Linked DNA regions of Mus musculus: region 1 is linked to region 2. The links are chromatin loops, found by intact Hi-C in ENCODE. Cell type or tissue: heart. All regions are shown on one strand.

What was found. Hi-C counts contacts between places; a loop is a spot of excess contacts. Peaks named below come from ENCODE experiments on the same cell type or tissue, not always from the same donor. Only the 100,000 strongest peaks of a DNase experiment are listed, where the experiment ranks them.
Region 1: it touches region 2 in a loop (6-fold over the local background); 13 of 42 quality-filtered maps call a loop at or near these places.

Annotation. Positions count from the first base shown.
Region 1 is chr9:88,521,786-88,524,285 of GRCm38, reverse strand. It overlaps Snhg5 (small nucleolar RNA host gene 5), which reads left to right and starts at 1,389. Exons shown (of 5, transcript NR_040721.1): 1 at 1,389-1,802; 2 at 1,905-1,979; 3 at 2,311-2,368. LOC115487267 (a small nucleolar RNA gene) reads left to right here and starts at 2,418; the gene lies at 2,418-2,489. In heart, a CTCF peak has its summit at 979; a DNase peak (open chromatin) is centred at 1,245; H3K4me3 peaks cover 2,194 bases; H3K27ac peaks cover 1,851 bases.
Region 2 is chr9:88,437,757-88,440,256 of GRCm38, reverse strand. It overlaps Snx14 (sorting nexin 14), which reads left to right and starts at 1,328. Exons shown (of 29, transcript NM_001359958.2): 1 at 1,328-1,589. The coding sequence starts at 1,450. In heart, no CTCF peak of the experiment used is centred here; a DNase peak (open chromatin) is centred at 1,256; H3K4me3 peaks cover 2,386 bases; H3K27ac peaks cover 1,738 bases.

The DNA.
Region 1 (2,500 bases), 84 kb before region 2:
GGATCTCCTAGACTTGTGCTCAGCCAGTCTAGCCTGATTCCTGAGCTCCAGATCAGTAAGAGGCCCTATCTCAAAAGGGAATAAATGGTGCTTGCGAGGATAACACCTAAGGCTGCCCTTCAGCCTCTGCATGCATGTGTGTACCTGGGCACATAGATTTAAAAAGAACCAAATTAAGACCACAGGCTTGAAATGTAGCCCAGAGGCACAGTCCTTAACCAGATGCTGTGACAAGCTTTTACCATGTGATTCTATTCCCTACCTTCTTTCTATGGCAAACCTTATGTGATGTTCTTACCCAAACGGCTTTTATTCACTTATTACCATTACTATCACATGTGTGCATGATGTGTGTGAGGGCATGCATGCCACAGTCTATAAGTATGGTGATCAGAGGATAACTGTTAATGTAAACTGACAGCAAATGCACACATAATTAGTAAAAAATGCTACAAAATAAAGACCCGAGCTTCCAAGTGCTAAAATATCCAAATGTGTGTATCCATACATTTAAATTACTTTGAATTATATATTTGACCTTTGAAGTCTTAAGTTTTTTTCTGCAGATAATTTAGAAGGGAGAAACTTAAAAAATAGCAAAGGATAGCTATGTGACCTTAGGCCAACTGGCGGCTTTTGACTTGCTTTCTCCTCTGTGAAACGGAATGTTTAACTTCTCAGCATTCTGACAGTATAACTGTCACTAGTGTCTGTTTCCCGGAGTGGGAGACTTGGGGGGGCGGGGGAATCTGGTGTTGGACCTGGTTGAGCGCCCAAGCAGGCGTTGGATAAGCCTGCACTGGACAGCATGGCTGTCTGCAGACCAGCGGCACCCCCAGAATGCAGGAAGGATAAACGGAGAGCTTTTCGGTTTTCACCCGCGTAATTCTGTCCTCCCAGGTCCCTTCGGCTGCCCCGCTGAATACACAAGCGCAGCGCTGGCCACCGTAGCAACCAAGCTTCTCCACCAGCGGCGCTCAAAGCTGCCTGCGCGGCGAAGTCAAGGCCACTCCCTGCCGCCGACCGTCCGTGTCGACTAGGCTCGAAGCAGGCGGTGACCTCGCCTCCAACTGCGGCAGTTCGTTTGAATTCTGGCGCCACTCCCACGCCACGTCGAGCTGAGCCACCCCGCCAGACTCGGAAGAGACCGGTGGCGGCGAGCCAGCGGGAGCGCGCGCAGCAACGGAGATGCACGCGGCGGCGGGCGGGCGGCGCGCACCACGCCCCGGAATGGCCTGTAAAAAAAAAAAGAGGTCCAAGGCGCGCGCTCCCACGCGTTGCTTCATGAAAAGCCACGCCCCCACGTACTCTCGCGTCCAATCAGTGACAGAGGGAGGGGCAGCCTCGATCTCGCACAAAGGAGACTATAAAAGGAGCTGCGGTGAACCGGGCTCGTTCTTTTACGACGGAGCCTAAGATATTCTTTGTCTTGTCGGTGAGTGAGTTACAGTCGGATGACCAAGTGAAATATAGGGGTGCAACGAGGATTTGGAGGCTTCTGAGACTTGAACTTAGGGTACTGGTGTAAACTTCCTCGGAGAAGTGCGCAGCAGCTAATGATATTTCGGGATTGGAGTCTGGGCCCCAGTGAGATTCGTACTAAGCGGCCTGACTGAAGGCCGCATGCGTTCTAGTTCCTGAGTCCCCGCGTGGGTAGGTTTTTACAGCAGGGTTTGCAGCCTTTTGTGCTGTTCCGAAGGTACTAGAGTCACCGAAAGAGACATCCTATTATATGCACGTTCACAAGGACAATGGCGCCATTGTTCTTCGCGTCTTCAAAGCAGCTACAAGAAGAAACCAAGGTAAAGGCGATGCAGCTTCTATATTTTAAGAATATTGTTATAGTGCAATAGGAAGTGATGTGTGATGCTTAAATTTTGTTTTTTGATTTTTCATTATATTAGATGGAGGGGAGCCCAAAGCATCTGAGAGAATTGATAAATGAAAGAAACATGCTTAAAACATGACCGTTTTAAAGGGTGTGTATTGAAGCCTAGATTTTTTCCCTTGTAAGCATGCAAACATACCGTTGTGAAGTAAGAATCCGGGTTCCTGGAAATGTATTGTGAAGTAGTCCTGGCCAAACTACTCTGGCCTTTGCAATTTGGAGTGACTGTTGTGAATGCATGGTGTACAAATTGATTGTACAAACAGTTGTGAGACATACCGGGTCAGAACAGTGATGAAATACATCCCGAAGATGATGACCTGAAGATAAATGCAGCTTCTGAGAGAAGACCATTGTGTTTAAGTGGTAGTCTTGTTAATGCAGTTCTTACTCATAGCATGTCATGGTACCTCTTTCTGTAGTGAATGCTGACCAGTGAGATGCCAGCCTGCGTGTGAAGATCCTACAGCAGAAGTGCATGTGAGTGGTGCTCTGTTTTGTTTTCTGCTGAGCTTACTGTCGTTGGTCTAGTCTATGATGATCCTATCCCGAACCTGAATTCCTGTTGAAAAACCATAATTACGGATCTGGCTTCTGAGATGGACCATTGCA
Region 2 (2,500 bases):
CGGTTTCTATTTCATTATTAGCCCCAGTCTATTTCAGTAAGGGAAGGCTATTTTGCAAATCTCGGTATCAAACCCTACACGTTTGGTAAACATTATTACTGGGTTACAGCCCTTTGGTCCTGTGATTTGTTTGAGAGTGTGTATTTGCTGTGTCCAGACTACTGATCCCTGTTGGGATTTACCGTGCTCTTTGTGGAGTTAACAGTGTAAAATTACAAAAGTGAATGTTAAGTGTGTACCTTGAAACTTCACATGAGTATATAAAGAATATATATATATAAAGAATTTGGTGACAGATGCACACTTCATGAGTGGAAATGTTACTGTCATCTAAAGATACTGCTAGTGTGTATTTAATGTTCTTTGGTACACGTTGTATTAAAGTTGGTTCTGAAGAAATTAGGAATACATGTAAATTTAAGGACAAAGACCTGAATTTCTAACAGCTGTAATGGGAAGAAAGGATGGTACATCCTGTAAAGGAAATGAGCCACTAAGGATCACCCACCTTTTCAGAATATTGAAAATATTAATGAAGCTGCACATACACTTGAGAAAACAAGGAGTTCTGTTTCCCTGTCTAGGGGAGAGAGGTGGCTTGATGGAAACTGCCAGTGTCAGAATAGCATGAAATTCTGTTTTCGCTAAGAAGCGATCCCGAGCAGGATCTTGCTTGTCTCAGCGATGTGATTATGCTGTAGTTGAAACTAGAATAGCTTACGCTCTAAGGGTAATGTTTGTAGGGTAAATTCAAACGCTTTACATGCCTGAGTTTTAGCTCCTACAAAATGCTGAATGAAATTCTAAAAGGGACTATCCAGATTCCAAGCCTGCTGTCGTCACACGCTGGGTTATGGTTAAGATCGCGGGGTGAGGTGACTCCCTCGTTGTTGGTTACGTGGCTAACATGACTTTCTTTCGGAGGTGGATTGCGGGTGGGTGGCGGGCGGGTAGGTTGTCATACGCCCCAGCTTGATCCCCTTTTAAAAAGCGGACTTGAAGGCGTCCTTTCCTCCTCTCCCTTAGGTGTGGCAACGAGAATCCGAGAGGTTGAGGCGGCAGGGTCCGCTGTATGGACTACATTTCCCAGAGGGCTCCAGGAGCCGCACGCGGCTGCTGTGCAATTAGCTTTCCCACACTCTTCTGCCAGTCTGCATTCTAGGTTTCCCTGGACTTCCGGATAAGGAAAGTGGGTGGCCGCGCCAGAACGTCAGTCCGAGCGCTCCCCAGTCCTCCCGCGGGATGGTGGCGGCGGCCTTGGGGCGGCCTTGCGTGTGGTTGGGGCGTTGGTTGCGCACGCGCGGCGAGGGTTGCGGGGCGGGGCCTTGTGCGGCTGAGTCTAGCTGTGAAGCTGGGTGGTGGGTGGCAATGTGGCTCCGCCGCCGGGGTTTGGGGGTGCCCTCCGCCTCTGCCTCTGAGGGCGGCACGTCCTCCCCTGCGTGGACTGAGATGGGGTCTTGGGTGCGGACGATCTGCGGGAGGCTGAAGCAGCGGCTGCGGCTGGACGTGGGGCGCGAGATTTGCCGTCAGTATCCGCTGTTCTGCTTTCTGCTGCTCTGCCTCAGCGTCGCCTCGCTGCTCCTCAACAGGTACCTGCTGTTGGCCCCGCGGCGGCCGCTCGAGAGCCCGCAGGCTGCTGGGCGGCGGGCAGGAGCGCACTCTGCACCGCGGTCTCGGGAAGGGCGGCCCAGGTTGCTCCCGGATATGCGGACGGGTGCGGGCCCGGGACCACGCAGCCTTCGTGGTTACCTGGCTCTCAACCTCTCCTTTTTGACCATTTCTCAATGACGAGCCTTTATCGTCTGTTTTACAATTACAATCTGTAATGCCACCTCAGTTCAGTAAAGGTGATCGGAGGGAGGTGGCTTCAAGGTTCTGTCGCAGCCTCTCCTCTTGGGGAAGCCTTCTCTCGCAACAGTACGCCCTCACACCGGCACACACCTTTGCAACCACAATTTCGTCTCTTTAAAATACTGGTTTTTGACCCAAAGTCAGAAAGCAGTGTAGTACCCATCGCAACTCTACAATATTCTGGTTTTTCTTTTTTTTCAAGATCTGTAGTTAAATTGACATTTTGAGGTCAGAAGTCTCCGCCCCTGAAGCTTGTTGTGTTTTATATTTCCAGAAGTAGTATGGGTGCAGTGATAGTAGAAAAGATGTGTACTTAAAAACATCGTCACATTCTTTTCTCTGTTTTGAACAAGCAGTCGCCTTTTATTTTGAAGTAATTCATTTGCAAGAATAACAGTGAGAAACATACACAAGAGATTTGACTTAGTAGTTTCACTAAGGCTATTTCCTGTGATTCTGACAACAGTTTTGTTGTTTTCCTTCATTTCTCGCTCTCTCTCTCTCTCTCTCTCTCTCTCTCTCGTTTCTGCCATCTTGGTGGCTTTGTAGAATTGGGGCTTAAGCGATAGATTAACAGATAGTAATTACTATGAATTACTGTCTTACAGAAAAAGTGCCCGGCTTGTGATGATGAGGTGCTTGATTGTAG